Linked DNA regions of Mus musculus: region 2 is linked to region 1. Evidence: chromatin loops called from intact Hi-C (ENCODE). Cell type or tissue: heart. All regions are shown on one strand. Links, peaks and the distances in the headings refer to the core of each region. The heading gives the core; the rest is flanking DNA. Region 1 has its middle 66 kb from the start of Cmpk2. Region 2 has its middle 84 kb from the start of Gm25564.

What was found. A loop is a pair of places that touch in the nucleus more often than their neighbours do. Peaks named below come from ENCODE experiments on the same cell type or tissue, not always from the same donor. Only the 100,000 strongest peaks of a DNase experiment are listed, where the experiment ranks them.
Region 2: a loop joins it to region 1, with 13 times the contacts of the local background. A loop is called at or near these places in 21 of 42 quality-filtered maps.

The regions. Positions count from the first base shown.
Region 1 is chr12:26,526,857-26,543,271 of GRCm38, reverse strand. No RefSeq gene overlaps it. Among named protein-coding and RNA genes, the nearest start is that of Cmpk2, 66 kb to the right of the region's middle. In heart, for the core only: a CTCF peak has its summit at 10,132 (motif pointing left); no DNase peak of the experiment used is centred there; H3K27ac peaks cover 848 bases; H3K27me3 peaks cover 118 bases.
Region 2 is chr12:28,425,751-28,442,165 of GRCm38, reverse strand. It overlaps a transcript of Dcdc2c not described here. Among named protein-coding and RNA genes, the nearest start is that of Gm25564, 84 kb to the right of the region's middle. In heart, for the core only: a CTCF peak has its summit at 9,516 (motif pointing right); no DNase peak of the experiment used is centred there; H3K4me3 peaks cover 676 bases; H3K27ac peaks cover 572 bases.

The DNA of each region.
Region 1 (16,415 bases), core at 5,418-13,417:
TTCCCCATCACTTCTGAAAGTTAGGCCTTTGCTTTGTTCGGCAGACTTGTCCAGATTCCTCAGGGAGATGGGGATTTGGTACAAAGATGCCGCCGGAGATGAAGGAGATGAAGTGGTTGCTCTTAGGCCAACCCACTTTCATCCCTCTCATCTCATAGTCTCTCTTCCTCTCTTTCTTCTTCTCCCCTTCCACCTTCTCATACACACTACACACACACACACACACACACACACACAAACACATGTGCACACATGAGAGAGAGAGAGAGAGAGAGAGAGAGAGAGAGATTTTGGCCTGAGAAGCTGATGAATGGGAAAGTAAAACATAAGATCTGCCACCAAGGTCCAATGAAGGGAGGATTTTGTTAGTCAGTTCACATTGTTACTGGACAGCGGACAATCAATAGTCACTGCTGAGTAAAGTGCCCCCATCCTGTCAGAACAGAGCCACAGAGCTCTGCCATGCTCCTGTTGTCATCTGTCAAGACATATCTACAGGTGCATATGTGTAAGACCCACAGAGCTCCTTGTGTTTGCTCTGGGAGCTGAGACAAGACAAAGTCAGGAAGCAGCCAGGGCTTGGCATTGACGTGTAAATGAGCCAAAGATGAAGCCCATTTGCTGTGTGTCTGATCTCCATGTCAATGCTTGACTCTCCTGTCAGTCTTTATGCAAAGGAGTCAGGGAATAGGCATTCTTCTTATCACCCTTGAACAGATGTTAAAAATTTACTCCCTGGAATGGTTGTGTGCAAACACAACAAGGCAAAGTAGGGGAAGGCACTTTCCAGGTTGATTCACATGCAAACGGTATTTTGAAGTTATTCATCTTCTTTGAAAGGCAATAACTGCCTTGAAGAGAACTCTGACTTTAAGGTTTTGGCAGCCTCATTTATAGGTCCAGGGTCCATACTCAGAGGCAAAGTCAATGAATGCCAGAGGGAGGGCTAGCAACTTGACTCAGTGGATTATCTATCCAGAATCTTCTAGTGTTATTCACTTCTAGGATCACTGAAACTTCTGTTTAGACCTCATGTTTAGATCTTTTATGATGACAAACTCAGTCTCCTGGTCTTCATGAAATGAGTAAAGTTGGGACACTTCAGATATATTAAAACGTCTTCCGTGGTGTTAGCAGATCATTGCACTGATTTAGGAAGAAGAAGGAGGAGGAGGAGGAGGAGGAAGAGAAGGAGGAGGAGGAGGAGGAGGAGGGGGAGGAGGAGGGGGGAGGGGAGGAGGAGGGGAGGGGGAGGAGGATGGGGGAGGAGGAGGAGGAGGAGGAGGGGAGGGGGTAGGAGGAGGAGGAGGAAAAAGAAAGAAAGAAAGAAAGAAAGAAAGAAAGAAAGAAAGAAAGAAAGAAAGAAAGAAAAGAAAAACTAGTTTCCAGACAGTATATATATCTGCAGGGTGCTGAAGACCTGAGGCTGAGTTCTGAGTTTCATTGAATTCTCAACTGTATGCTTTTGAAAAAAAGAAAGAGAAGGGGAGAAGAGAGGGAGGGAGGGAGGAAGGAAGGAAGGAAGGAAGGAAGGAAGGAAGGAAGGAAGGAAGGAAGGAAGGAAGGAAGGAAGGAAGGAAGAAATTGGATTTGTTGTGGCTTGACATGATGGGAAGAAGGGAGAGTCAGTGTTCTCCAGAAAAACAGAAGCAATACAATGAATAAGTATCAAAATAAGAGTTGTTAGATTGTCTACATGATATGGGCAGAGTAGCCCAACAATGACTATCTCAGACTGGAAAGGCTGAGAACCTGGTGGTTTCTCAATGCACAAGTAAAGTGCATGTGCATGCTGGAGTGCACCTCTTGGATAACTCCAGGTCTCATCAAGTTAACAGTCAAGATTAACCACCATGTCTACTAACTCTGTTCTAAACGCCACATTAGGCAGGCAGAGTGGAGTACATGAGATCTTGGTGGTATAGCTCAGTGTGTGGTTTGAAAATGTTTGGCCAGGGAGTGGCACTATTAGAAGGTGTGGCCTTGTTGGAGGAAGTAACTGTGGGGATGGGCTTTGAGACTCATCTCCTAGCTGCCCCTGAGACAGTTTCTCCTGGCTGCAGTCAGATGAAGATGTAGAACTCTTGGCTTCTTCTTTAGCACTGTTTCTGCCTGGACATGGCCATGCTTCCTGCCATGATGATAATGTACTGAATCTATGAACCTGTAAGCTAGCTCCAGTTAAATGTCCCTTAGAAGAGTTGCGTTGATCATGGTGTCTCTTCTCAGCATTTGAAACCCTAACTAAAAGACTCAGCCTATCTCAAAGTCTTGATGTAGCTGAACAGAGGCAGAAGGACTCTCTAGAAATGTGTTTTGGCCTCATCCTCCACAGTGCATCTCCTGGAAGCAACTGTAAGGCTGGTGAATGTACCTATGACCATTACTCATGAATTCTGCTCAATTTCTTCTTCAGGGTACCACTACAAGTATATACAGTCACTTGGATGCTCTGTGGCAGGTATGAGCCCTCAGGCTACATCCTATGAGATGCTAGTGGGGACCCTCTGGGCAGCTTCTCTCTGCCCAGACAGGGAATTTGTTTCATCATCCAGTTTGGCCCTCAGTTCTTTAGCCCACCCTGATAGCTATCCTGCTGGTTTGTATCATGATTAGACACAAGTATCCAAAAGGCCACGGCTATGCCTTCTGGCGTGAACATATAGAGACTTGCTTAGTCCTCATTGACACATCTTATTTTTGCTTTCTTTTTTTAATTTTATTTTATTATTTTTTTTTATTTTGTTTTTCAAGACAGGGTTTCTCTGAATAGTCCTGGCTCTGCCCTGGAACTCACTTTGTAGACCAGGCTGGCCTCGAACTCAGAAATCCGCCTGCCTCTGCCTCCCAGGTGCTGGGACTAAAGGCGTGTGCCACCACGCCAGGGTCTATTTTTGCTTTCTTAAAACTCTTTTTTTTAAGTGTTTTTTTTTTTTAGTTAGGTATTTTCTTCATTTACATTTCCAATGCTATCCCAAAAGTCCCCCATACCCTCCCCTCCCCGCACTTCCCTACCCCCCCCCACTCCCACTTCTTGGCCCTGGCGTTGCCCTGTACTGAGGCATATAAAGTTTGCAAGACCAATGGGCCTCTCTTTCCAATGATGGCCGACTAGGAACTCAATGTGCTTAAAGAAAATGGATTTTGTGATGCAATTATGGAGCTATGGAGATACATGGGCTGAGAAGAGCCTCTGTTTCTCCACTGGCCTTCCAATGTGTGTAAGGTCATCCTGCAAGTGGTGTACTCAGAGAGAAGGAAGCTGGTCAGCCTTTGATTGGCAGGATGGTCAAACCTCAGCAGCCACTTACTTACCTGCAGAACCTCCTCCACTCTCAGTTCTTCATAAACCTTCCTTCCTCTGTGAGAGTGAATCTTGATTGTCAATTTAGTTGACTTTAGAATCACCATGGCTGTAGTTAAATGCACTTCTGGTTGGGCCTTCTATTTTGTTCCACTGGTGTACATGTCTGATTTGGGGCCAGTATAAAACCACATGTGTTTTAGATTTCTTGTTGTTTGGTTTTTTTGGTTGGTCTTGTTGTTATTGTTGTTTTGTTTTGTTCTGGTTTTTTTTTTTATTTAATTTTTTAATTACTGTACCTCTGAAATATATCTTAAGATGTGCAACAGTATTCCTTATGCCACACTTTCTTCAGGACTGCTTTGGCTATCTGGGATCTTTTGTGGTTTATAGCGGCAAGCTTTTCCACCCACACCCAACTTCACAAAATAATGACTCAGAGACTGAATTATTATGAATAAAGGCTTAGGCCATATACTTAGGCTCATTCCTACTAGCTTGTGACTTAATTAACCCAGTTATCCTATTCTGTGTGCTGCCACATGGCTAGTTACCTCTCCCTGGTTTATGCAACTACCTCCTCCAGGGTTTGGGGCAAATCCCTCTCCCTGCCTGGCTCTCTCCTGGAAACCCCCCTCTGTACCTGAACTTCCATCTCCCTCTTTCCTGCTTAAGCTATTAAGCCAACAGAATTTCATAGACAGGTGATGCTTCCACACATTACACAAGAGAGTCTCTCTACAGTGGTTTCATGTAAATTCTTGAATTTTGTTTCCATGTCTGTAAAGAATGAAATGGGGATTTTTGATTGAGATTGCATTGAATCTGTAAATTTCTTTTGGTAGAAAGCTTATTTTCACAATATTGATTCTACTAATTTATGAGCCTAGGGTGTTTTTTTTTCCTAGTCTTCCTCAATTTCTTTCTTCAGAAATTTTAAGTTTCCATTGCAAAGTCTTGCACTTCTTTGATTAAGTTTATTCTTAGATATTTATAGAGACTATTGTTAACGGGACTGTGGGCATGATCTTTTGGTGTGTTTGTTACTGGAGTACAGAAAGACTATCGATTTTTGTGAGTCAGTTTTGTCACTTTGATGATCTAATTGATAATTTCTAGAAGTTTTTTGGTGGAATTTTGAGATGTCTATTGTATAACATCATATCGTCTGTGAATGGAGATAATTTGATTTCTTTCTTCTTTTCCTACTTGTATCCCTTTAATTTCCTTCTCTGCTTTATTGATCCCACTAGTGCTGCAAGAACTTTACTGAGAAAGAAGTGGGGATCATGTGAAACCCTGCCTCATTCCTGATTTTCAAGAGATGGCTTTGAGTTTTCTCCTTCATGTGATACTGGGGATGGATTTGCCATGTGCAGCCTTTATTATGTTGAAGTATGTTTCCTCCTCTTCCTACTCTATTACGAAGGAATTTGATTTTGTCCAAGACGTTTTTTGTATTTATTGAGAGGATCATGTTTTTGTCTTTAAGTCCATTTATACAATTTATTACATTTATTTATTTATCTATGTATGCATTTATTTGTGCTACACTCTTCCTGCATCTCTGAACTAAAGCTAACTCGACCATGGTGAGTGCGTGCTCTGTTATGTGCCAGCATGTGGTTTGCAAGCACTGGGGAGGGAGGGAACCTCTTTTGCATGTCTCGGAGAGGAGCTTCTACATTAGCTTAAGTGAGACGAGAAGACACTGTCTAAATGTGGCCATTTCACAGTCTGGGTGTCGACTGAATAAAAGAAACAAGCCACCAGAGCACCGGCATCCGCCCCTCTCTCTGCTTCCTGATTGCAGACGCAACACAAGCAGTGTCTTCACACTCCTGCCACCACATCTCTGCAAAATGCTGGACTGTTCCCTCGACCCACGAGATGAAATAACCCTGCCTTTCTGATGTGTTTTTGCCAGATATTTTGTACCAGCAGGGAGAGTATAGAACTTCCTGTCCATGTCAGTGCCACCAGGCTTGGAACTTTTCATACTGCTGGTTGAGGAGAATGGCAAGGACCTAGCCTGGTTCTATGTCACCACACACATAGAGATCCCTGTATCACCACACACATACAGATTCATGTGGCACTAAAGGGAACATGGGAACATGGCACCAGGGCTCTCTGCTTACCCTGAGAGTCTCCTTTCTTCCCATAGTGATGTTATGGTTGTAGGGGTGACATGAGGACTTCAGAGCCTCTTCACTCTTGTCATTCCAAGTCACCATAGCTCCTGAGGTACTGAAGGACAGTATGGAAAAGCAGTGCATCTGCCCAGCTGTGTATCAGCCCCTGTACTAGGGTTCTTCCCAGAAGTGAGAAACAAATTAAAATTCACACTCTGTCACATATCTGACAAGAGGCAAAAGCATCTAAGTTCAGAGCCATTAAAGCCATCCTTTAACAAATGTGAGCTAGCAGACATAACTCTTAGAACATAGGCTTGAACCAGGCTATGCCTCTCCACCGGTCTCTCTGAGACAGAGAGAGTTGGGAAGCAGTTTGTGTTGTGACTTGACAGGCAGCTCTCAATTTGTGGTACCTGATTCCTCCATGCTCCCTGCCATGTGCAGTATGTGAAACTAAATCATGTGATGTAAAATTTCCTGTCACCCCTGAAAGGCTATAAAAGCCAGACCTTTCCTTTGTTCTGGGGACTGTTCCAGACTGCTCAGGGAGCTGGCTTGGGGATTCGGTCCAGAGATGCCAGAGATGAAGGCAGCTGCTCTGAAAGGAGACTCATCTGGCCTTCCTACCACCATCCTTCTCATCTCATGGCAGCTCTCTCTCTCTCTCTCTCTCTCTCTCTCTCTCTCTCTCTCTCCTTCTCCCCCTCCCTCCCTCCCTCTGTGTGTGTGTGTGTCTCTCTCCTCCCACCCTCCCTCCCTCCCTCCCTCCCTCCCTCTGTGTGTGTGTCTCTCACACACACACAAATACACGCACACATATTTACCCTTAATGAAGCTCCTATCCAGTCTTTACAGTGAAGCCCCTTCTCCTCCATTTAAAGTATTATCCACTTAGATCTCCATATATCCCACAGTTTATGTCTAATGTTCTCCCTCTTTCATGGCCAGAGAATCTGCTCACTCTCAACCTCCCTTGGGAATTAAGCACTAACATCTCTGTCTTAGTCAGGGTTTCTATTCCTGCACAAACATCATGACCAAGAAGCAAGTTGGGGAGGAAAGGGTTTATTCAGCTTACATTTCCACATTGCTGTTCATCACCAAAGGAAGTTAGGACTGGAACTCAAGCAGGTCAGGGAGCAGGAGCTGATGCAGAGGCCATGGAGGGATGTTCTTTACTGGCTTGATTTCCCTGGCTTGCTCAGCCTGCTCTCTTATAGAACCCAAGACTATCAGCCCAGAGATGGTCCCACCCACAAGGGGCCTTTCCCCCTTGATCACTAATTGAGAAAATGCCTTACAGTTGGATCTCATGGAGGCATTTCCTCAACTGAAGCTCCTTTCTCTGTGATAACCCCAGCTGTGTCAAGTTGACACAAAACTAGCCAGTACAATCTCAAAACATGTCTTTAACTTATAAAAGATAATTTATGAAAATGACATGAGTGGATTGTTAATAGTATAGATATGCTTTGTGCATGCTTTTTTGTGGGAGATATGGTGTATATGTATGTGTCTTGTTGGCATTCTGAATGCACGTGTTGTGGGTGAGTGTGGATGTGCTATAAGGCATGACGTACATGTATGTTGTGGGGAACTGGTATACATTTGGCAGGTTGTGTACCTCCATATAGGAAAGGGTGGATATGTGGTGGTAGGCAGATCTGTGTGTGATGTATGTTGTGATGTGTGGAATGGCATATGAGCATGTTCTTGAATGAGTGGTGTGTGTATATGTGTGACTTGTTGGTACTATGTGTTAGTGCACCTCTCACTGACAGCTCTGAGGAGTCTTAAGACTTCCTACTCCAGAGAAAGCATACCTTTCTAGAATGATCCTTGTGTGGTTACACACTTCATGAAATTGTGGTTAAAAGACCCTGGCTTTCCTCACCCCACCCCTTTTCCTGGAGATAGACACACCTTTTTCCTACTGACAACCTATAGCAGTTTCAACCTGGCGACAATTTCATTCATTCAATTTTGGGTTTTTTGCTCTAAAAATCAGACATTTCTGCAGTGAACTGTTTCCACCCCAACTCCAGAAAAAGGCTTCGCTTCCTGAGACAGAAGGCTCCGCCCCCTGAGACAGAAGGCTCTGCCCCCTGAGACAGAAGTCTCCACCTCCCGAGGCAGAAGGCTCCGCCCCCTGAGACAGAAGGATGGGCTACAAATCTGTCTTCCAAGCCTTCATCTCCTTTTCTTTTAGAAAGAACACAGCGACAGCCTTGCTCATAATGGCAAAGGACATAGGGATAAGTGTGCACGGCTGAGTAAATTAGGCCTCCTGCTCCCATGCCTGCTTGTTTAGATCCTTCTTTTCCCACACCGGGACAGAAGTCAGGTCTTTGGACATGACAGGCAAGCAAACCCTGTTCTACTTTCACTGCCATTAAAAGAGGAGGGGGAGGGGTGTGAAGGACAGGGTTAGGAGGCCAGCTGTTCCCCACCCCCACCCTTCACCTCAGAGAGTCCCTAGCCCTTCTCATCCCATTTTCTCATGAGCAGATGGCAACAGGGCTAGGAGTCCTCATGGAGGCTTAGGGAAGCCAGGATCCAAACACGGGACAAACAACCAGCAAAGCTCTAGTTGTTTGGTGTCCCACACAACCAAATTACTTGTGATTCTGATTTTAAAGCCACACAAATTAAAAAGGCATATAGATAGAGCCAATTTAGCCATCTGTCCAGTGGCCTCAGATCCCACCCAGAAGATATCCTAAGATAAGCCCAAATTTGCATCTGTTCTTGTGACTTCCAGAGAACAGCTACTAAGTCCAGATGTATGTCCATCTACTATGTAGCTCTCCCGGCCCATCCCCTGCAGACTTGATGCTGCTCACCTAGAGAAACCATCCTGCCTCAGGAAGTGTGGGAATGAGGAGACATGACTCACTGAGCCAATTAAAGTGGGAAATCCCCATTACTGATCAGGATCTGCCTGCTTGTTTCAATTAGGAGCAGCAGTGTCCCCCCTTTCCTTCCTAAGCAGAGGGTCCCGGGGCTGTGAGGAGATGGGTCTGGACTCCTTCGAGGGAAAATGTAAGAGTGCACAACTGGAGTCAGAAGTCTCACACTGGCTGGCCAGAGCTGGTGGAGGTCAGAGCTGCACAGAAATGTTTGAAGAATGCCCGTCAGGAGAAGATAAATGCTTCCTGCTTGCTGGGTGTGCTCTCCCTTTAACTCTTCTCAGTCCCATCTCTGTGAGACCCTGCAGCCCCTTGCAGCTGTGACCTCTCTAAACTGCCAGCCTCAGATGACTGACACTTCATCAATTTTGCCTGAACTGCATTTACAAGCCAGTCTCGGGAGGATTGGCCAAGTGCACCAAGCATGGGGGCATTTCCCTACCGGAGCCAGATTGCTGCAGAATGAGGGGGCTCTTCCCACCTTCTCCCAGTGGCCCGGGCAAACAGCCTAGGGGCCTCCCCGCCAAAGGGAATGAACGGACCTCTGATTATTCCTTGTAAATTTTTCATGAGGACATCTGCCCATGCTCCTCTCCCTCTGAGTACCTCTCTCTCTCAGTCTCTCTCTCCTCACCACCTCCCTCTCTGTGTTCTCTCTTCTCTCCTTCTCACTCTCTCCTCCCCCTCCTCTCTCTCCTCTATCACTCTCCCCACCCCCACTCAGGTTTCATCTCACCTCTAACCCTTTCTCCTCTCCTTCCTTCCTCTCCCTCCTGTTTTTCTCTCTCTCTCCTCCCCTCCTCCCTCCCCTCCCCTCCTCTCCTCCCTCCTCTCTTTTTTATGTCTCCCCGTTCCTACCTCCCCTTCCTTTTCTCTCGCCTCCCCCTTCTCCTCCCTCTTTTCCCTCCCTCCCTCCCCCTCTCCCTGTGTTCAGACTCCTGACAACTCATGAAAAACGAGAGTCATTGGGCCTCAGCCGCCATTAGTCAAGACATGCCTGATGTGTGAACGTGGACCTCAGGCTGAGAGGGGCCAGGCTGCAGGGACTGGTCCTAGAGACAAAAGACCAAGCCGGATGGATATTATAGATAGGTAGGCAACAAAGCCTTCTGGACCGGTAGGGTTGGTTCTGCAGACAAGGGGCTCTGTGCTTGTACATCAGTGTGGCCCAGGCTTTCCCCGATGAACACTCTTGTCTCCCTGGCTCCTTGATGTGGCTCCCTGATCGAGGGCAGAGTCCAAATCCAAACAGAGAGATTGGAGATACACACACACACACACACACACACACACACACACATATGGTGTCGAATGCGCCTTAAATATCAAAATATATTAACTCTCATGTAAGGAGTACAGGGGTGGGGAATAAGCCTCAAAATCCTTTTTTCTGTACAGTTCAAACTAAGGACCTACAGCTCTTTCTCATTACTGCGCCCAATCATGCCGATGTCCTTTTTGTGCCCCCTTTGAAGTGACATGTGCTTCAATTTATTTTTAATCTTCTAAGTGACGTCGGGACTGCAGCCTGTGCACACGTGAAGTCTCTGCCCTTCTTGGCTGTTGTCTAAAGCAGTTTGGGCCACAACAAATCAGGCACTCAGTCCAGAGAGAGCCCAGGAACGATCTGAGGCCGGGGAGATGCGCAAAAGTGCTGCGCAGAGGAGGCAAAGTCATTAATAAACCCTTCACCATACACACCTTCCCTACCTTTGTGTAGGTCCTGGCCCTGGTCCTTGGGGACCCGCCATGGAGACACTCTGTGGAGCAACAGTGCCACCCAGTGGACAGTACTGGCAAATGACTGTCCCTTCTCTCTGCAGTCTCCCTGGGCCCTAATATCACATCTTTAAGCAGTTTTCTACATGAAAGGAGGCCTGCAACTGATTCAAAGCCACCTTGCCTTGGAAACCTGAGCATGCCCATAAAAGGCAGTGTGCACAGAACATTGAGGAATGTTTTTCGTTATGTTGGGGGTCTACCCCCAGCAGCTACTCTGGGGGGGGGGAGGGTAAGGGGGGATGTCAAAGGAAAATAAAATTAAATATACTTTTAAATCATACTTAATTTACTAATCAGTTCAAATAAATATGTGTATATACAAATGTGTGTGTGCGTGTGTGTGTGTGTGTGTGTGTGTGTGTGTGTGTGTGATGTTTGTCCAGTTACAGTCTCAGTGTTTAGTTGAAACATAAATTACATTAGCCCAAGCTCTTGTAACCCTCAGTATTGAGGGAAAATGGCTGAAATATCATCATATTTGGAGTTAGGCAGTGAGGTCAAAGTCTTGCCTGTACATAGATCTCACTCACCTGATAACCTGGACGGTTTCCATTTCCCATCTGCAGTCTTCAGTCACCCAGAAGGAGGCTGACGTGACAGCCAACGGTGACTTGCCCTATGCCTGGCTAGGTTCTGACTCTGCCTATGATCTTGAAACCTTCCCTCCCCTCTCTCCTTGGGTATTCCCTTTTGTCTTCAAGCAGAATCCAGCCCTTCACCCCCTCCTGGAGCCTTTTCTCCTCACGCCTCATGAATGTTGGTGAGGTGAGCACATTACATGGGCTTAAAAACTCCTAGTGAATCCACTGGTTTCCAAACTCACATGCATCCCGGATTGGGAGGCAGAAAGCGTCCTACAGATAGGGAATCCAGCCAAGGCCTGCCTCTTTCTGAGTCATCTGCAGTACAGAGTGGACTTCTCATACATAAACAAAAAGGATGGTTAATGCTTATTTTAACCAGTCTGTTACTTGAAGCCTTTAAATACTGCCCTACGGCATCTTGTAGAAAACATCGTTTGGTGCAGACTTTAAATAACTTAATATAAAATCATCGTGAGGGGAGGAGCTGAAAATCATCAACTCTGTGAAAGAATGTGAAATATGACCTAAAGTACATTAGATCCAGATCATTAAAGTCATCAAGTCATCGTCTTTCTCGTCCCCACCCACTGCAATGACTGACTTTGCTTACTGCCGTCACACGCCCTGCAAGGCTCTCAGTTGAGGAACTGACTCCATCAGATGGTCTATAAGGCAAGTCTGTGGGGGCATTTTATTGATTGATGTAGAAGGGCCCAGATCACTATGAATGACACGGACCCTGGGAAGGTGGTCCTGTGGTACAGAGAAAAGGAAGCTAGGCAGAGGGAGAGTGGGCCAGCAAACAGTGCTTCCCCTGCCTCTCAGTTCCTGCCTTGAGTTTCCAGCTTGGCTTCCTCAATCGTGGACTTTGGTCCACGACCTTTGGTCATGGAGCTTGTCACAGCCACAGAATAGCAAACTCGAACAAATGGAAAGGAGCAGCCTGCCCATGTCTTGTCCTCTAGGTTTTTGGGGCTTTATATTCTGAGATTGAGAGCATCACACTGGCTGTGATGTGCCACCTTGTGCCATTTTGATGCTGAAGAAGTTCTGAGAGAAACTGTGGACTTCTGAAGGGATCAGGCCCTTGTCCTGGCTAGTTTTAGGTCAGCTTGACACAAACTAGAATCATCTAAAAAAGAGAAACTCAATTGAGAAAGCACTTCCATAAAATTCAGCTGTAGGACATTTTCTTAGTTGCTGATTGATGGGAGAGGACCCAGCCCATTGTGGGTGGGGCAGCACGTGGCATGCTGGTCCTGGGCTCTATAAGAACGGAGTCTGAGCCATCCATAAGGAGCAAGTCAGTAAGCAGTGTCCCTGCTGTAGCCTCTGCATTAGCTCCTGCCTGCAGGTTCTTGCCTATTTGAGTTCCTGTCCTAGACTTCCTGTAGACGTGGACTATGGATACGGAATCATAAGCCAAATAAACCGGTTTCTTCCTAGCTTGCTTTGTTTCATCATAGTAACAGCAACTCAAACTACAACATAAGTTGGTACTAGATGTGGCATATTGCTGCGACATACCTAATTCTGTTGTTTTGTGGGAGGATCATGGATGGAGTTTGGAACTCTAGGTTAAAAAGTTTGGTGAACTCTTCTGTGGGAGCTTGGGAGATAAGAATTGAAAACAGTGTGAAGAGGTCAGCTCAGGGCCTTTGGAAAATCCCACCAGACCCCTCCCCTCCTGGAAGAGAAAGGTCATGGAGCACTTAGGCACCCCTCCTCTCTGGAAAAGAGGCTTAATTACATTTATCATACCATGTGGGGACTTGGGGGGAACCGACCACCAGCCACCTGAGTGTGGGGGAGGCTCAGAGCACTTAGACACATTCCGTGACCATTGGCCACCTACAGACAAGGGAAGTCCTTGCCACCTCATTTCCTAAAGATCAATCAGTTTAAAAGTCACTGTTCTGCCAATCACATTGTGTCTAATGGCTGCTGCTCTGAAAACTATACAAAAATTTGTCAAACATGCTGCACAGGGTTGTTCAATCTCGTTTGTGTGTAGGGCAACTCCAGCATGCTGGAACAATAAAATTCCTCTTGCTTTTGCATCGATCCCTGACTCCACATTGTTCACTCAGGGCGTCTCTGGTAAGTTAAGGCTCACCAGAGTCTTACAGTGCCTTAGTTTCTGAAGTTCCAGAGGGAAGTTCTGTGAGTCACTGAAAAACTCTATCGGGGCCATTTGGTATTTTGAGTTGAGAATCTGTGGTTTTTGGTTAGCTGGGGCTGAAGAGTCAGCTCTGATTAACAATCAGTCAGAGGCACTCATGTAAAACCTTTGCTTTGCTCAGACGATTGATGCCGGTCAACTGGAGTTTAGAAATGAACAAGAGACCCGCATCACTGATCTGGACACTTCTGGGAAGTGTCTCCATAGAGTCAGCACACAAAAGCTGTGTTCCAGAAGCAGCCAAGGTTGTACCTCACACAGGCAAGTGAACTTAGTAGTGTAAGAGTCACCTACGGGGTACTGGTTTCAAGGCATGGAATGGGCATGGAGAGCAGATGAGGATTAGCACTGTAAGTGGCCAGGATAGGCCATTGGTGAAGCTGCAGCCTCAATAGCAGTGGAAACCCCAGGACTGAATGGGTCATGGAAAGAAGTTGAGGCTTGTCACCATAAAGAGAGTCTAGGAAAGGCTCCTGATGAAAGTACAGCCCAGTTGCAACAGCGGCCCTAGCTTTTGGAAGATGCCAGTACCATGGGATGGTCACCAAGAACAGCAGCAGTGATAGAATGTAGGCTGCCAGAGCCTGAAAGACAAGCTATGTGTGCTACAGATGCCTGAGCTTGCAGAGTGACCCAAGTCCTTTGGGAGAGCCTCAAAAATTGTAAGCCAACCCTGGATATTGAACAGTGAGCTATTTACACTGTTCAGTTTTGCTTCAGTTTGATCTTATTGACTGTGCCCTGGTTCCTGCCCCTTAAAATAAGAAAGTATTTCAGTTACTTTTTATTTTATAGGAGCCAACAGTTGAAAGATACTGGATTTTAAAGGATTTGCTATTTTAAAAGACACGGAGATTTTAGTTATTTGAATTTATAAAGGCTGTGAGACTTTTAAGTTTATAAAATGTTTTATATTGTGATGCCTTTACTAATGTGCGATCTTGGGAATGAACAAGGGAGGAAATGTTGTATTAACGGGGATGGTTGAAGTCCACAAGGGGTCATTTGTGCTGGGTAGCCTTATGTTAAGGTAACACAAGTTAAAGCCATGGGAGAGGACTGAGCCTCAGTAGAGAAAACGCCTTCAAAAGGTGGGGCTGTTGCCTCTTGCTGACTGGAGGACTCAGAAGAGCAGGACTGCACCTTGCCTGGGCAACACAATAGAACTGGCCCTGCTACCATAGACACAGAGATGGAGCCTGAGGGTGTGAGAGCACGAGAGTCAGTTCTGCCACTTGCCAGTTGCTGCAGGCAGGAGAGCTGTCCCTGCGACTCACTTGGGTAAAGCAGGAGAGCTGGTGCTCTGACCAACTCAGCTACCACCCAGGCTGAAATTTGGTACTTTGAGTTGGTCCACCTCAACATCTACCCTATCTGTGAACTGCTGGAACACATGACAGGGCAGGTCCTTTAGAGCTAAAGCTGCAGGATCTCCATGACACAGGGCACCAACAGGCCTGCCAAGAGGAGTCCTGGTGAGGGTCCAGTATTTAGCAGAAGCCGGAGGCCTTGAAACAGACTCATTGCAATGAACATTTGCAAGGAAAGCTGATTGGGCAAAAGGTATACTGTGCGACACACTGTAATACACCAAAATTTCCATGGTGAGGTGGCTTTTTCCTATTGATTTATTTATTATTTTTATTTTTTGTTTTGGGGGTAGAAATTGCAAGGCAGAGTATGGATATGGAGGGATGGGGTGATGAGTGGGGTTGAAGTGTGTAATGTGAAATTGACAAGGAATCAATAAAAGGCTTTTCTGAAAATTAGGCTGCAGGCAAGCCTGTAAGACATTTTCTTAATTAGTGATGGATGGTGGAGGCCCCAGTCCATTGTGGGTATTACTATCCCTGAACTGGTGGTCCTGGGTTCAGTGGGAAGGCAGTCTGAGCAAGCCATGTGTAGCAAGCCAGAAAGTAGCACTCCTAGGCCTCTGCATCAAATACTGGCTCCCAGCCTTGCTTGAGTTCTGCTCTGACTTCCCTCAAAGACGAACTAAGATATGGAAGTATAGGCCAAATGAACCCTTCCCTCCCCAAGTTGCTTTTGGCTGTGGTGTTTCATCACAGCAATAGAAACCCTAACTAGGATAGCTCTATAATGACCAATAGCCCCATAACAGCCACTCCAGTGAAGAGGTGTTTTGAGTATCCCCTCTCTGCCAGTCACTGTGCTCAGTACATCCTTGCTTCTCAGTGGTTTCACAGGGCTCTGTGGAACAGGCATCTTTAGAACTCTCCCCCCTTTTCATAGACATCCCAAATGAAACTTAAGGAGGTTTAAGAAAAGTACTCTTAAAAGACCCTGACATATAATGGCTCCTTGGGATTTAGGTCTCCAGAATTGTCTCCCTTGGCAATTCCTGACTTTCCTTTGTATTCACAGATGGGTTTGACATGATTTCAGACATGCAGGTCATACATAGGACACTCTGACTATGCAGCCTTTGGCTCACAAGTAAAGATAGTCACAGACATCACCATGAAGACTCACGTATGCACAGCTCTGGCACAAACAGAGTAGGCAGAAGCACAAGCTACTTAGGGCTAGAGAACTAACCCTTATCAGGGAAGTCTCCAAAGACAGAGTGCTGATAAGAAAGATCAAGATAGGTTGAGATAGGATAAAGTAAGATAAGCCAAGACCCTGGAGAGAGGGCCAATCCTTCTACTATAACCTAATTGTTACTTCTGCCTTTTTGTTGGGGAGCAGGGAGGAGGCCCTAATCTTCGAGCCTCATTGAATGACAAAGGCAACCACCACCATGAAGAGTATGGGGTCAGCTATTGCAAATGCCGTCAATGTCCCCCAAACCACAAGAGGAGAGATACATTCCAGAGACAAGAAAATACAGTCTCCCACACAGGCCCTGTTAGGCTCTGGACAAACTTTCCTGTGTGGCTTCTGGAGGTAGCATGAGCTCTGCGTGGAGACGGAAGAGTTACAAATGCTTCAGGAAGTTACCTGGGTACTGCTTGTCTGTGAGAAGGATGCAGGGACATTTGGTTTTCACCAATCCATTGGAAAGAATTTGCACCTGCTGCAGGAAGAGGTAAACAGCTGCGTACCCATACTAAGCTATTTAAAGTATGCCCCAAATGCCCTTTTCTAAAATAACCTGCTATATGTGGAATTTAAAGGCTTCAGCAACTAATTAGTTAATTATTTTGTTTTGTTTTGTTTAATAAAAATAGACCTGTAAAGAACACTGAATGGTGGAGTTTGTAAAGTATAGGTTTCGATACCATAAAGCTCCGTGCACAGCATAGAACAGCTACCCACACTGGTACCATGGCTTAGATGCTTTGGGTTGGATGTTTTTACCTGTTGAATAGTAGGTGAGATAATCTTCAAGTGCACTTTACAAGAGACGGCAAGTTAAGCTACCTTGGGACACCAAAGACACAGGAAGAAGTGTGGAGCAACCACAGATGTTCTGACCAGGGGAATCTGTATTCTTCCATCCAGAGGGTTGTATGAAGCCAGTTAAAGACTGAGTGCAAGGTGTGTTCAAGG
Region 2 (16,415 bases), core at 4,648-12,647, 1.9 Mb before region 1:
TGCTTTAAAATCATAGAAGTTCAAAGATGAATTTGAATAACTCTTGGGTAAGCCACTTTCATTGACTGGTGCACAGTGACACTTCTGCTGCCTCCTTCAGGGGACATTGAGTTTCTGGAGTTAGAAGCACAGCACCGTTATATTACATGCTGGCCAGAGACTCCCAGAGCCTTAGGATACTTTCTGATGGAGACCTGGTGGTGTTTGACATTTGTAAATGCTGGAGGAACACAGCCACTGACAACATGGGGCCACATCCCTGCTATCTTCCATGCTTATTATTAGTAAGCAAGAAAGTAGCACATTCAAGGTCTTAACTTTCTGCTTCAGTTTTGTTAAACAGAGAGTCAAGTGATAAAATTTATTTATTTTTTAAAAAAAGCTGTGCCTTGAATAAACAGAATGAAAACAGAGGCTCAAAGCGCCTGTGCAGTGGTTCTTTAATTTATGCATTGTCATCCTCTGATAATATCATGATGGTATGAGCAGAAGAGGAAGGGCTCTTAACATTTTGTTAGCAGAGGTTACCAAATAAGCACCAGGTAGAGGCTGCCGTGAGACTTTGACCGTTCCTCATTCCAGTGTCTTACACTCCCAAGTCTACCCATGAAGCTGCAATTATCATCTTGGAGTTTGTTCCAGTTGGGTTACTATTGCTGTGATGAAACACCATGACCAAAGAAACTCAGGGAGGAAAAGATTGATTTGGCTTATACTTCTATATCATTCTTCATCATCAAAGTACATCAGGACAGGAACCCAAACAGAGCAAGGACCTGAAGGCAGGAGCTAATGCAGAGACCATAGAGGAATGGCTTGCTCCTCAGGTCATGCTCAGCCTGGTTTTTTTTTTTTTTTTATAGACCCCAGAAATATTAGCCCAGGCTGAGGGCTGGGCCCTCCCATATCAATCACTAATTAAGAAAATGTCCTATATGCTGGGTGTGGTGGCGTATGCCTTTAATCCCAGCACTTGGGAGGCAGAGGCAGGTGGATTTCTGAGTTCGAGGCCAGCCTAGTCTACAAAGTGAGTTCCAGGACAGCCAGGGCTACACAGAGAAACCCTATCTTGAAAAAAAACCAACAAAAAACAAAAAAACAAAAAACAAACAAAACAAAAAAAGAAAGGAAGGAAGGAAGGAAGAAAGAAAGAAGAAAGAAAGAAAGGAAAGAAAATGTCCTACAGGCCTGCCTAAAGCCTCATCTTAGGGAGACATTTTCTCAGTTAAGACTCTATCCTCTCCAATGACTCTAGCTTCTGTCAAGTTGACATAAAAATAGCCAGTACAGAGTTCTTGCCAGATGAGTTGTGGAACTGCCTGGAAAGTATTTATTTATTTGGTGTATGTGTGTGTGTGTGTGTGTGTGTGTGTGTGTGTGTGTGTGTGTGCACTCATTGCACAGGCACACAGGTGTCCTACTGAACAGCTCTCAGAAGTTGTTTCTCTCTTGCCTCTTGTGGGATCCAAGGATCAGAATCGAGTTATCATCAGCCTTTCACACAAGCATCTTTGCCTACTAAGTCATCTCACCATACCATTTTCTTCTAGTTATGTAGGCTAGAATTCAAGCCTAGGGAATGGTGCTACCCAAAGTGGGCAGGTCTTTTTACATCAATTAACTTTATCAAGTTACTCTCTAAAAGGCATACCCAGAGGCCTGTCTGTAAGTTCATTCCGAATCTTATCACCTTGAATATTGAAATTATAGGTCTGTTCTTATCTGACTGGGATTTTCCTCAGTGATGGAAACATGATTCTGTTTGTATATCAACTTAAAAAGGCATCATTTTGTTTGGATGGAAGGCATACAGTAGCCATTCAAGGACAACACACTCTTGGGGTGAGTGGCCTGCTGGTGGCATACAGCACAGGGACAGAGGTCTGAAAATGTGAAGGCCTGTGGGTATCAGCCCATTCCCATGTCACCTGTAAAATCTAGGTTGTGGTATGTGCCTAAAGGAGACAAGGCCTGGCATGGGTTAGCTGCCAATAGGTGACAGACATTACCATTACATTGTAACAATATCTTCCAGGCCAAAAGTCGAGATTTACAGTTCTAATTCAACTCAGTGATACCACAGTGGTGACTCACACGTTGGCTGGACCCTGGGGCTGAGAAGAGGATTGGTCCTATGTGTAGTTTTGGGATGGAGGTTCCTCTCCCAGGAATGGTTGGATCCTGACTCTGTTGGCTGTCTCCTGGGACTCATTCTTTTGTTCCTCTGGAGTGAAACAATCCATTCCCATCCAGGAAAGCCAACACCAGTGGCACTCAGCATTTCCTAGGTTTCTTGGAAAGAACTGTGAGCAGGCCCATGTTCTGAACAGCAGAGGCTGTGTCCCTGGAGACAGGGACACTTTCTCTGTTCTGCCTTTCTCGTGTCTATTCACTTTGGTTAAGCCATTTGAAACTTTCCCCCGAGAAATGCTGCTCTCTAAACCAAGAGCAGTGCAGAATCCTCACACAGAATAGATTGTTCGTCCTGGCCAGAGCCATGAGGTCAAGGCATCTCCTTTCTCCTAATGGTACCCTTGGCTTCTCTAGCCAGCATGTGGCATGCTGGGCTCCTATCATGGTCTGCTACTCCACAAATGTGCAAAAACTTCCCGGACAATGGGACACTTTGGCTGGGGCAGACTTTTCCCCTCCTTGGATGTGTGGCCCAACCTCATTAACTCCAGGCCATGGCTGTGCTGTTCCAGGAGCTGTTTATACACTGTCCCAAGAGTGCCTCACTTAGAGAGGAAGATGCTGCTGCTGGATTCTTCTGATCGGAGTCAGATCCACCTCTTGCCGGGCTCAATCCTCAAGGAGACATTCTCCTTCTTGGGAATGAGATGCAAGAGAGACTTTGTAACAGAACTTGCCATTTGGTTCTGGGTTGGCATAAAGATTACCATGAGGAATGTGGCACATAACGAGTGGCTGTGAGTGGTGGGAGCACTGCCGTGAGTGGTGTGAACATTGCCATGAGTGGTGGGAGCATCTGTTGTGAGTGGTGAGCACTGCCATGAGTGGTGGGAGCACTGTTGTGAGCAGTGGGAGCACTGAAGAGAGTGGTGGGAGTTCATTTTACTCTCTGTAGAAGAGTCTACAGTGCGCTGTCCACCATCCCAGCAGAGTCTATAGAGCCTGGAATAGAGATGTTGAGGAAGCCCCTGAACTTCCTTCAGTTTCAAAGCCAAGCTTTGTGAACATGGAGTTAGGCCCTGCAGGGGCCCAGTGATGTCTTTATTTTCTAGTTACTATAGACCAAGAAGAAAATGCTCTTTTGGTTTGAGAAAATATAAAACATTGAGGGGAAGGAAGGCCATACGGGCCAATTAAGTTTGTCCACCATGATGCCATTCTGGATACTCTGAATGTCCTAAAAAGGCTCGTACTAGGCATTCAGGGGACCATGGCACCGCACTAGGCATCCAGAGGACCATGGCACTGGAGGACCCAGAGTTAGCAGTGGTGTAATCTGTTATGTAGCCATTCCTCTGGGAATGTAATATAAATATGCCCTTGGATGCCTTCGCCTGCAGTGAGATAGCATGTAACATGTACTTGTGGCTGCAGTGAGATAGCATGTAACATATACCTGTGGCTGCTCACAGTGTCTTCTCCAGCTGGCTCTCCAGACCTCCTTTCTGTCTCTGGAGCTTCGGCCTCACAAGCGTTTCTTTCTTTTTTTCTCCTTCTTTAGCATATTCCTGCTTCATTCATGTAGTGGCTATTCCTGGTTGTCAACTTGACAATATTTGGAATGAACTACAATCTGGAATTGGAAGGCTCACCAGTGACCCTTATCTGGAGGCTTGGAGATCCTTATCTGGATCTTGGTTTGAAGATCTTGAGCCATAGTGGCTATGGATTCCAGAAGATTGAATCTCCGAGTTTAAGGAACACACCTTTAATCTGGGCTACACCTTTCATCTGGGATTAAAGGTGTGGTGGAACACACCTTTAATCTGAGCTACACCTTCTGCTGGAGACAATATAAGGACATTGGAAAAAGGGAGTCTAGCTCTTGCTCTTGCTCCTTCGCCTGCTTGCCGTGTGAGACTGAGTAACTGCTAGATCCTTGGACTTCCATTCACAGCTGCGACTGAACAATTGTAAGGAATTGGGCTGCCGACTGTAAGTCATCAATAAATTCCTTTACTATCTAGAGACTATCCATAAGTTCTGTGACTCTAGAGAACCCTGACTAATACAATTCATATCTACACACAAGTGAGATGCTGGAGGGTAGCACTCCTTCCTAATGCGTTACATGGGCTGAAAGGACAGATTTATTTTAGTATTCATCTGCTGACACTGGCTTTTTAAAAATGAGATATGTATTTCAAAGTGTTGGTTGATCATAAAGATCCTTCTATTACAAATAAGCACTTGAAAGAGAAACTTTCTTTCTGTGTGGAAGCGCGCACTGCCATTTGGAGCCATTGAAGCTTCTTGCGTACATGTGGGGTATAGGGCTGGGCTGTTCCAGGGGCCACAAGATCTACCTTGTGAGACATGTACTCCCATTCACACACGTATGCCACCACCACAGTGGCTTCTGTTTGAGGCAGATGTTAACAATGTTCACAGGAATGTTAGGCAGTAGAGCTGAGCTGTCATCTGCCCTAGCTCCCCTCTTGAGTTTCCTAAGACTATCTCTCCCAGAGCTGGACAAGAATATTTCCTGACTCCTGTTTTTACTGTGATAACACAGGAACACTTCCTTATTCTCCTCAATAATTAACAATATATCTTTAAATTCTGTGTGGTCAACTTTTTATCATCCTGTGAAGAACCAGTGTCTACCTCATGGACCTGGGGACATCTTAAGAGCTGAGTGGATGTCTGAGGAGGTGGACATGGAAGCACAGACTGAACAACCAAGGTGACCCCTCACGCTTTCAAAGTGTTTTTCAGAAATCAGCAGTAAACTGAGAGCTGTAAACACACCCATTCATGACAGACTTACTCCAGTTCATAGAGTCTAATGTGGACGACCTCATCCTTCTCTCCCCTCTCGGCTCTCTAGACCTCAGCCACTCTTCCTCTTTCCTTTTCAATAAAGAACACCACCATTTTCTTAAATTGAGATCTTGCCAGTCCATTCCCCTTCATTTCTGTTTATAGCCTTCTGATAGTTCTCACATTAAAAAACAAAACAAAACATATCCACCCTTTTACTAGAAAGGAGATATTACAGCACTTCTGTGGGCTTTTTGTCAATTAGATTTAAAAACAGAGAAGAGGGTGGAAAGCTTCTGGGCCCACTTTTCATATATCCCAGATCGCGACAGCAGCACCCAGCATGGGGCTGTGCTCAGCTCTGACACCCAGCATTTGCTGAGCATTCCATCATGGACTGCTCTACTCATCTGATTGGCTGAGGTCAGGCTACCTTGTGGCTTTGCAGGACTGAAGTTACCAGCTGGGCCAGGCTGGGCTGGGATCGAATATTCCAGGCAGGCAGCCCAGTGCTTTTGTTTAAATATGGAGGAGTGAGTAGAGGCTGAGTAGACCTCGGTGGTGGTAAAGGAACCTCAGAGAAGTCCTCCGAGGACATGCCTTCTTTCTGTTGTTTTAATATCTTCAGCTGAGTGAAATTATTTAAAAAATGAAGTAAATATACCAATGTGTGTGTGTGCATATGTGTGCGTGTGTGTGTTATGTGTATGCATATGTATGCGTGTGCATGGGTACATGTGTGATACTTGTTCTTATATGTTCTGAGACACTGCCACACAGAACCAGGTTTTATGCCCTGGAGTCTTCTTAAATTCTCTCTTCCTCCCCTGCCCCTCTTTCCCTCTCTCTCCATTTCCTTCTCTCTCTCTCTCTCTCTCTCTCTCTCTCTTTGGGTGAGGGTTGCCTGGTAACTGTCATCAGTTTAAGGGGTCAATAGGACTCTTGGGACCCCCCCCCCCGGCAGATGAGGAGAGATGACTGTGTGTTCAGAGACCAGCTCTCCACTCTGGCTTCTGACTCCCTGGACCTCTATTTTCTCATCTGGAACCTGGAGCTTTAGCTTAGGAGTGAGGGGTCATGCTGTGCTGCCTTTCTGTGATTGGCTTATTTCACCTTCTGAATCCTTTTAGGATGTCACAGACTCATTCATTTATTTTTCTTTTCTTTTTTCGTTGTTTTTTTTTTTTTCTTTTTGGTGTGGCTGAATACTATTCTACTTTGTAGATACACCAGTTTCTTTATGCCTTCACTGTTGATGGATATGTGGGTTAGTTATTGTCAGCAGAGCTGCAGTGCACGGACCTGCACATCCCCTTCAGTGACATCCACAACAGTGGGATTCCTGATCATGGATTTGGGTAATTGACTAAAGAGAAAATTTTTTTCTTTACACTTTTCATTGAAATCTGAAGGGACCATACTTGATTTTCTTATTTGGTAAATATAAGACATAGCATGGGTCTTTAATACTTTCACTTTAGTTAAGGAATTTATTTGAAAGCAACAACTGCTTGTCTTAACAGAGGTTTAAGTAGACACAGGTTGGAATCCAGGATCTGTGGGCTCTGACCTCTAAGAATGTATGGCCACATTTTCAAAGATGACGATTCTACTAATTCACAGATGTTTCTATTTAGTTAATAGCAAGGTTATAGTAAAAACAAATATCATTCATATTCAATCTTCTGAGTTCTTCTCTACTTCTCTAGTTGATAAGTGAAGCACACATCCATGGGGAGAAGAGGTCAGACTGAGCTCCTGCATGGGCAGCCACACTACAGAAGGACAGGGAGACATTCCAAGAGCCAGGGCGGTTCCCTAAAGGCTTCTCCGACTTCCCCTTGTTACCTGAGAAGTTTTTACACAAAGCTAGACATATAGCCATATAAAGTAGGTAAATATAAAACATTTATTATAATAAGTTTATTTTTAAACACTTGTTTAGAGAACATATACCTTTAACGTTTATGATGACAAAAGCAAACTTGCATATTAGAGGTGGATGTGTTTATTTATTTTTAAACAGAGAATTTAATACTTGATGCTGCAGGACATGGGGCATCTTCAATGGTTTTCAGAGTTAATGGAAGTTTTGCTTTTGTGGTCACCAGTGGTGAGCACAGATTTGCCTAAACATGCAGTATGAAGGAGCGGAAGTGTGATGAGGCTCTTCTTGGAAATAGCTGGGAATTTTGTTCTATTAGGAAGCCCAGATTCAAAGAATAACTTTTAAAAAGGTAAAGAAACTCAGGTCAGTTGCTGGGGATTGGTTCTAATGCTTTGTCTTATTTCAGCTCCCCAAAAGCCACACTTCCAGACCTGAGGTCCCTGCCCCAGCTGGCTTTGATAATAAAGAATTGCCATACAGCCAATTCTTTTAGAATTGCACGGGCTGGACTTTTAGATTGCACTGGCGAGAGGGGCCAGGAGAGAGACGAGGGATGGAGATTCGCCGTGATGGGGGAAGCAGGAAGATGGAACTTAAAGGCCTGCTGGCATATAAGGATCTGGGAAAGTGGCCACTCCCCAACAGGGCGTGGGGTAGCAGAGATAAATATAGATTCTAAAAGATGTTAACACAGGAATACTGGAGAGGGAATAGCCACAGGGAAATTTAGAATTGCTCAGCTATTGAGCTAGTTAAGGCATATCAAAATTAGCTGGCCCACTCGAGTGTGTGTATGTGTGTGTCTTTCATTTGTGAATCCAGAGAGCTCTTGGATGGGTGTAGTGCATGCCTGACCCACCGGGAGCAGAAGCAGTTTAACTAATTCACAGCTACAGTCAGCAACCCAGATTAGCAATTTTTCAGGTAAAATTCTCTAATGTAATGCAACCTGAAGATACAGTCACTCGATGCATGCTAAAGAATGGTAGGGGTGTTACCAATCTTTGTTTTCCGTAATGGAAGCACTGTGTATCGACAAGCAGAAGAAACCTTGTATGTCCAGTTAAACACATGGCAGTTCAATTAAAATCTCTATTACCAATACAGCCTTGAATCGGAGCCAGGTGTGATGGCACAGGTCTTTAATCCCTCTACTAGGGAGGCAGAGGCAGGAGGATAGCCTGGTTGAAATAGTGCGACCCTGTCTCACACCCACCTGCTCAGTATTTATGAATATTGCCTGCTGGGACCACACATGCAGGGAAAAGTGAAGTCTCACGATGCTGTCTGGGAAACTCCACCATCCACACCTTGGATTCTGAATGTGGTTTTCAATTAAATTTTAGGCATTGTGTTCACAAACCTCTTATTAACATGTTAGTTCAGCCATGTGACCCCACATGAGGTCATGCCCCAAAATTTAGAAACTGTAAATTAAGCTGCTGGCTAATTACACGAGAACAAATGATCCTTTTTTAAAAATTGGATATTTTCTTTATTTACATTTCAAATGTTATCCCCTTTCCTGGTTTCTCTCCTTCTTGGAAACCTTCTATCACATCCTCCCTCTCCCTGCTTCTATGAGGGTGTTACTCCATCCACCCACCCACCCACCCATTCCGAGCTCCTCACCCTTGATTGTCCTACACGGGACATCTATCGAGCCTTCATAGGACCAAGACCTCTCCTCCCATTGATGCATGACAAGGCCATCCTCTGCTACATATGCAGCTGGAGCCATGTGTACTCCTTTGTTGATGGCTTAGTCCCTGGGAGTTCTGGGGGGTCTGGTGGTTGATATGATCTTAAAGATTGACTTCTGACCATATGATACCTTGTAGGTGTAGATGGGGGAATTTACATCCAGATCATCAAGGGGAACTGTACCGTCCTAACTGCGGAGAGTGGGCTGGGGGAGGGAGGCAAAAACCCATCACTTACAAGAGATGAGAAATCCAAACCTGGAGGCTGGTCTGAGAGGTCAGTTACTCCAAGTGAAAAAGAGTAAAGTCAATGTCTCATTCAGCCCTCATGCCGAGCTGGAAGAAAAGATAAGCTAGGTAGGTCTCCCGTCCTCCGTAAGGCCATTGACTTGGCTGAGGACTTGAGGTCATCACCCAAGAGGAACAGTGAGTCTATCCATCCCTCTATTTGGACTTCTGTCCCAAAGTCTATCTATAAAGGAACTAGGGAAGCATATTTATTCTTCACGACGGTGGGAGGCTACATGGCACAAACAGAAATTGGGAAAACCCATTTCTGGGTACTGTGGAAACTGCTGTTTGCAGCCGCCTCATCTGAATCACCATGCACCAACCCTTCAGGGTGACTGGGAGCAGTTGTCTCTGGGACATGGCCAGGCAAATGGGTCCTAGAGCAGCTCTGAGTTCTGCTTCTTTTATTCACACAGCTGGTTCGCTCCTTGGAGCCTTTAGAGTGCCGTGTGTGTGTGTGTGTGTGTGTGTGTGTGTGTGTGTGTGTGTGTGTGTGTGTGTGTGAATTCCTATAGGTTTGAAGGGTGGTATCAATGATCTGGCCTGACATCTGACAAGTATTCTCAGCCTGACATCTGACAAGTATTCTCAGCACTTATCAGTTGACTGACAAAATGTCACCAAGCGTTTTTTTTTCTTTCCTGTTTTTATCGGGCAATGCACAAGTTGACCACTGGATGGCAATGTTTCCCCACGAACGCATCTTCTCCCCGCCCCCTTCCTAGTGAGGACAAAAGCGGCTGGAAAGTGGTCCAGGTGCTGCCATTCTGAGGAGCTTTCTCCTAAGTAGCCCATTTCCTCCTGGGAAGGGGAAAACCCAGAAGTCTCACAATTCAGAATATTTTTCTCCTTTCTGCAATCTACATGCAGAGCTTTTGTGTTTTCTTTCTTTTTTATTATTTCCTTTTTTTTTTTTTATCTCGCCTAGAGAAATTTTCATTCACTGTCACCAACAGATTTATTTTCACTCTGCCTTAGAAACTGAACATTCTGTTGGACGCTGGTCCACAGGAGAGCGCGGTTTCAGACACCTCTGTAATAGGAAGCGACGGTAGGCACTGGGGAGGATCCCTACCTGTGGTCGGTGCTGTGGGAGGCTCCTGGAAGCGGCAGTGAAAACCCTGATAGTAAATGCCGCCCAAACTGCTGGTTACTTCTGGGGTTTCCAGATGCCATGTGGACACCCAGACAGTTTCCCCATCCTTCTTGGAGAGTTGCTGGGGAATTCTAAGTCACAATCGAAATTCCTTAATGCCTCAGAGCTTTCAACTGAAGTCTGAGCTGATCAAATGGCCCAGGATACGCGTTTTCCCCTCGGCTCTTCCCTTTGTGCTTTGGGCACCTTAAGGTAGCATGAAGGGTCTTAAAGATGGGTTGGGCTGAGCCTTGCTCTGACTGCCTAGGCTTGTGCTTGTTCTTTGTGGCTTTCATGCAGTGCCTTGGGACCTAGAAAGGGACAATCTAAAGGCTGGAAGGAGCTTGAGAGTTTAGCCACTTCAGCTCTATTCTGTGTGTTTGTGTGTGTGTTGCATGCATGTGGATGTGCGAATGTGTGTGCAGGCACATATGGATGCCAGACCAGTTGGCTGTTTTCCTCTCTCACCTTTTCCTTTTCTTCCCTCCCTCCCTCCCTCCCTCCCTCCCTCCCTCCCTCCCTCCCTCCCTCCCTCCCTCCCTCCCTCCCTCTTTCTCTCTCTCTCTCTCTCTCTCTCTTTCTTTCTTTCTTTCTTTCTTTCTTTCTTTCTTTCTTTCTTTCTTTCTTTCTTTCTTTCTTTCTTTCTTTCTTTCTTTCTTTCTTTCTGACAGGGTCTCTCTGTATAGCTATCACCTTTTATTAAGGCAGGGCCTCCCACTGAATCAGAAGCTCAGGCTGTCTTGACAGCTCTTCTTTTGGATCCTTGGGATCCTACAATGCTGGCTTTACTGGTGCACTTAGCAAAGCCTAGTGTTTTCTTGGGTGTTGGGATTTCTACTCAGGTCTTCGTGCTTGCAGACCAAGTGTTCCTGCCTACTCAAGCCATCTCCCAAAGGCCCAGGTCCTTTGAGTTTTACATTTTAACTTTATTCTTTGGCAATTTAACACACTAAACAATGTTGTGCAACAATATATACCCCCATTCCCCTCTCCAATCATTCTAGATACCATCTCCCACATGTCCTTACAAACTTCATCTCCTCCCAGCTCTGCCTTCTCCTCCTTCCTCCCCTCTTTTCACCCACTGAGTACAATTCTTGTCACATGCTTAAGACAAGTTACATGTCACATACTGCTTACATTCTTAAGGCTATGGGGTACCTTCCACTGGACTGTAGACTTCCTACAATGGCCGCACTGATGAAGAAAATGATTCTTCTTCCCACAGTGGCCTTCACCTTCCCATGGCTCCTCATAAGCCCCTCCCCCTCCATGTTGGTTGACTTGCTTTTGTACGGGTCTTACACAGGTAACCATAACTGCTGTGAGTTCATGAGTGGAGTGGTCTTGTCATGTCCAGGAGACAAAATTTCACAAAAATCATTCCTGATTCTAGCTCCTAAAATCTTTCCATTTCCTCTTCCATGATATTCCCTCAGCCTTGGGGCTGAAGGTATGATACAGATTTTCCATCCAGGACTGAGTTCTCTGCAGTTACATATACTCTTTGACCAGTTATGAGTCTCAGAATTAAGCGTCATTGGCTGCATAAAGACGTTTCTGTGATGAAGGATTGCCCTGGTCTATATGAATAAGAAAAAGTATTTATAAGACAGTTTGATGTGATGTCCCTTTCGCAAAATAACTAGCAGTAGCGCTTAAGATCTGCCTCCCCACAGGCTACTGGCCAGGCTTACACCAGGAAGCATCAGTTTACGCCTGTGGATCAAGATTTAAGTCCACTAGGATTGGAAAGACGTTGGTTACCCCCACAACATCTGTACCACTATTCCGGTCATAGACATTTCTTTCCGGGGTTGGCTCTTGTTAGCTCACAGAATGGCACAGCTGGTTAAGACTGTTGACGGCTTCTCTCCCCATGCAGCCTGCAAAGTACCTGTACCCATCTTCTTTTGAAATGTTTCTGGCATCCCAAGGACAGCCGGCAAACCTGGCATACTTGGAGGGTTTTCTTAACACCTCCTACAGGATAAGATCTGCGAGCTGAGGCTGAGTGTTACAGGCTTGGTGATTGGAGTCTAGTTTGAAGACCCGCTTGCTGCTCTCCAGCCTTTCCATTCCTGCTCCACATATGGCCACCTGCTACCCACCACAGCTCCTGTCCTCTAATGGGGATGAGAAGGATCACAGCTGAGCCCTTGGGATCAAACACATTTTAAACTGGTGAATAATGAAAGCCACCTCTAGCGGAATCCTCTCCCTGGACAGGGCCTCGGCTAAGCCTTTTATCTTCACAATTTCATTTAATCCTCAGTTCTGCTCTGCAAGACACCCTGAGTTATCCCTAATTTACAGATAAGAAAAGTGGGGAGCAAAGAGAGGTTAAATAGTGCATGGAAGCCACTTAGTCTCATCCAAGCCCATTTGAACTGCAGTTTCCCGACTCCCTTGCCTCTTAAATGGGTCTACAACTCAGTCAGTTGGTTAAAATGTTATAGTTTCACTAGGATAGTGGGGTTGATGCTTGGTCCAGCCCTACACCTCACTCCTGGCACTGGTACAGAGCTGCACCGAATCAGACCTAAATACCAGCTGCAAAACTTGAGGAGTTAGCTCTGTACAGCTTGTGTTTCTCTGTGCATTTTTGTGTTTGAGCGTCCACCCCAACACATGTGTAGAGATCCCTGTGTGAATCTGTGTGGAGGCAAGAGATCAGTCTCGGATGTTGTTCTCAGGAGCCATATGTCACATCCTCTCAGGCAGGTCCGCCCACTGGGATCTGGGGCTCACTGGCTGGTCTAAACTGGATGGTCAGTGAGCCCCAAGGTTCTGCCTATCTCGATTCCCCTCGGTTATGAGGTAGCAAATGTGCATACAACTCCTGGTGGAAGATCCAGCTATTTAAAGGTCATAGTCTACCATGTATGGACAGCTCCCGGAAGTTCTGTGCAAAATGGAGGGCTCCCTTTCTCAGCAGGGCTTTCTCTTCTCTACCCTCTCTGGGGAGCCTGACTCCCATACTACCTCAGGAATGTCATGTAATCCTTGGTGAAATCACAGGTTCATTCTCCATGCAAATGAGGTACCCCAGAACCTCAGCCAATGAAGCTTCACACTAAGAAGAACCCCTCCCCCCTCTCCAGGGTTCACCCCGAATAAAGAACACAAGCTGTTTCATTGACTGTCATCTAAGAAAACTGTTTTGTAAAAGATCTGTAACACTGAAATCTTCAGAGGAGACCACCTCCCTACCGGCAATCACTGCTGGACTGGGATCCTGCTGACCCACCCGTTCCAGACTTCACTTCATCCTTTCCCTGTCAGTGTGCTTCAGGGCCTTGGACATAAGGGAAGAAGCAGACCTCAGAACTCAGTTCCACTTCATCCATCCCTGCCTGGTATGTAGCAGTGCCTGGCCACCCCAAGGGAAGAAGCAAAACCATAAATTCCCAGTTTATTTTTATGCAGGTACTGGGGATCAATCGCAGGTCCTCATTGCTGTGTAGTAAGCAGTTTGCTGAAGGAGCCCTCCCTCATCCATCCTTCAATACTCCTTTAGTATCTTGTGTCATGGAGACTACAATCCCTCACATTCTTATCCCTATGAGGTGGGATTAGTGGTAGCAGAGCTGCTTAGTGAAACCTACCATTCACCAAAGACGAAGCCTGACAGCTTGTGCCACTCGGAAGACTTTAACCAAGCTCACTGCTGAACAGAAGGCTAGGTGTACCGGTTTCAGAGAGTGTTATACACATGCAGGGACAGTCATCCTGTGCACGTGGTGTGAAGATGTCGCATTTGTCCAGCAAGGGAGCTTGTGAATCTCTGGCTATGTCAGAAGCTCCATCGAGGGTTGCTGCCATTTATAGCCAGCCGCATCCCAAAAGGTTCGCCGGCCCTCTGTGTATCAATTGCCTTAGGGTTTCCATTTATATTGATTGAGGTAATGCCGATGGCATTTACCCGACCGAATATCCATCACTGTCCACATTGGAAATATGTCATCTGTGTTGGGGGTGGAGGAATCACAGGCTTTCCTGGACTCGGGGAATAATGAGCTTGAACTGCTTCAGTGGACTTGAACTCGGTGTTCAGATCTGAGTTGCTTCTTAGAGGCCAACAGATATCCAGTTAACTTCTTCCTATGAATGCTAGTATTTTCTTAACCCCACTCTCTTATGAATGGCAAGAGGCAGGCTACTGGTGAATCTTAATGTTATCATGTCATATTTGATCAGTGGGGCTGTGTTCATGGCACTGGGAATGTTTCTGGATTTGTCCCCGGGGTTTAGCAGAGCTCTTTCATGAATGTTGGGCTGTTCTACAGTGGAAGAAAGAACATGAACCCTCACAGGGATGCTTGAAGCCTGATAGAATGGACCTCTGCCCCTTCCATTGTATTGCAGTAACAAGCTGCAAGGGACCCAACAGGGGCACAACGTTCTCCCATCCAGGGCACTGTCAGAAAGCTGAGTTCAGGCATGGTGGAGGGGCCTTGATCATGGTTCAGCTGTGACAGACCAGAGCCTGAGTGTGACTCAATGAAGTGAGTGGCCCTATAGCCCCAATTTCAACACTTTCAAAAAGGGCCCCTTTCTAATGATTAATGGAAGAGTGAAATTTGATAATGAATATTTGAAAGCATTTTGCAGTTATTAATGGGCACAAGAACCTGCCAGAGCAAGATGCTTGTGACTTCATTCAGTGGATCTCTTAGTACTCCCCACAGATTTGTGATATACTGGGTTACTTATTCTTGTGCTAGCACAAAAGCAGTCTTGTCCAACTTCTGTAAACAGTCTCTGGGTTACTGTCTGTGAGATGCTGAACATTAAGCCTTTGGGGCGCAGTATGTGTTAGCCTGATGTAGTTTCTTTCCTACTGATCTTACTAACTGCCAGGCTCTTGAAGAGGAGAGATGGGAGTCCCCAGTGATGCATGGAGATTCATCTCCCATTTGGAGGCTGTTGATATATCAGTCTTTGGAGACATCATTGATAACCTTTTCCAAATCATTTCTCTTTCTTCATCTTAAATCACAATGTTATTTTCCTAATATAACCCCTTGCATATGTTTAGTATCCGTAATAGCAAAGGAATGATGGACTTTACTGCAGTATGTGGATGTGTGGCACAGCTTTCTTGCTCTGTGGTTTTAATGAGAGTCAGACACACACTCTATTTTGATGAGTTATTATCCATGGCTTCCATACTTCCAAAAGAACTTGAAGCTGTTTCCAGGGATCACCTGCAGACATTACAGTAAAAGAAGGAGAGTAAAGAGGAGGAGGAGAAGAAAGAAGATGGGGAGGAGGAGGAGGGGGAGAGGGAAGGGGAAGAAGGAGAAGAATGGAGAAATAGAGGGAAAAGGAGTGGGAATAAGGAAGGAGCAAGCATACTCACAGAGATAACCCCTGTGACACACAACTGGGAGATGTCACGGCAAGGTCTTCCTGCTATTCCTGACAAGAGTATTCTTTAGTGCAAGTGTCTAGCTCTTCAGACAAAGTCGGGTGAGGACGTCAGACAGGTTTCTGATTTTTTCTGTCTTATCTAAGGGTGTCTCTAAGAACATTCCCACTCACCAGAAGAGAACATTCTAGTGGGGCAGAGGGTGCCCACGTCAGTACATCTCCTTCCCGGCATCCTTGCTCACGTGGTCTGTGCGCTGTCATCCTGCGCTAACCCCGGTTTTCATGTGTGCTGGCTTGAGGACTTCATCTGAAGATGGGTGTAAGTGGAGAATATACAAATGTATGGACAGATTCTAAGGCCAAATCCGGAGGCTTCCACAGCATCCCATGCAACAACATTGTGTGGTCTAACTTTATCCATCTATGTGTCACTTGGTGTCAATCAATTTAACTGATTCCTGCAAGCTCCTCCCAGTGGAGGTGGAAGACTGGGCACTGTGCAGTCTGGGGGATGTGGGACAGTTGTCCTTAAGGGCATGGATATCTGATGAAGGATATCCATGGATATCTGATATCATATGTGCCTGCTTTTCTTGGAGGACAGAAGGATGGAAGTGGTGGGACAGACCCACTGGGGGGTTTCCTGGAGTTGCTGAGAGGAAGCACCCATGCTACATATTTTTTTGCTCTTTTTTATGATGATAAGGAGACCCTTCTGTGTGACAATCCCTCTTATGTTGCACATGGTTATGGAGTTTCCAATTATACTGTAGTTTTAAAAAATATTTTTCTGGAGGGCTAATGTTTACATTCACAAATGTGGGCAGCTTAACTAACAGTTTAAATGGAAAATTTAATACATTCCATGATGGCCTCATTTGCATGTTTTATCAATTCACCATCATTCTGGGGTCTGTATAGTACAGTAATTAGAAATGGAATTCTAAAGAGCTGTGCATTCCATGTGTGAGTGGAGGCTGGGGAAGACCTGAAGGATGACAGGCAAGTATGCCATGAGCTGACCTATCTGGGTGGGACCTTGTGTTCTAGGGGGAACAAGGCAGTT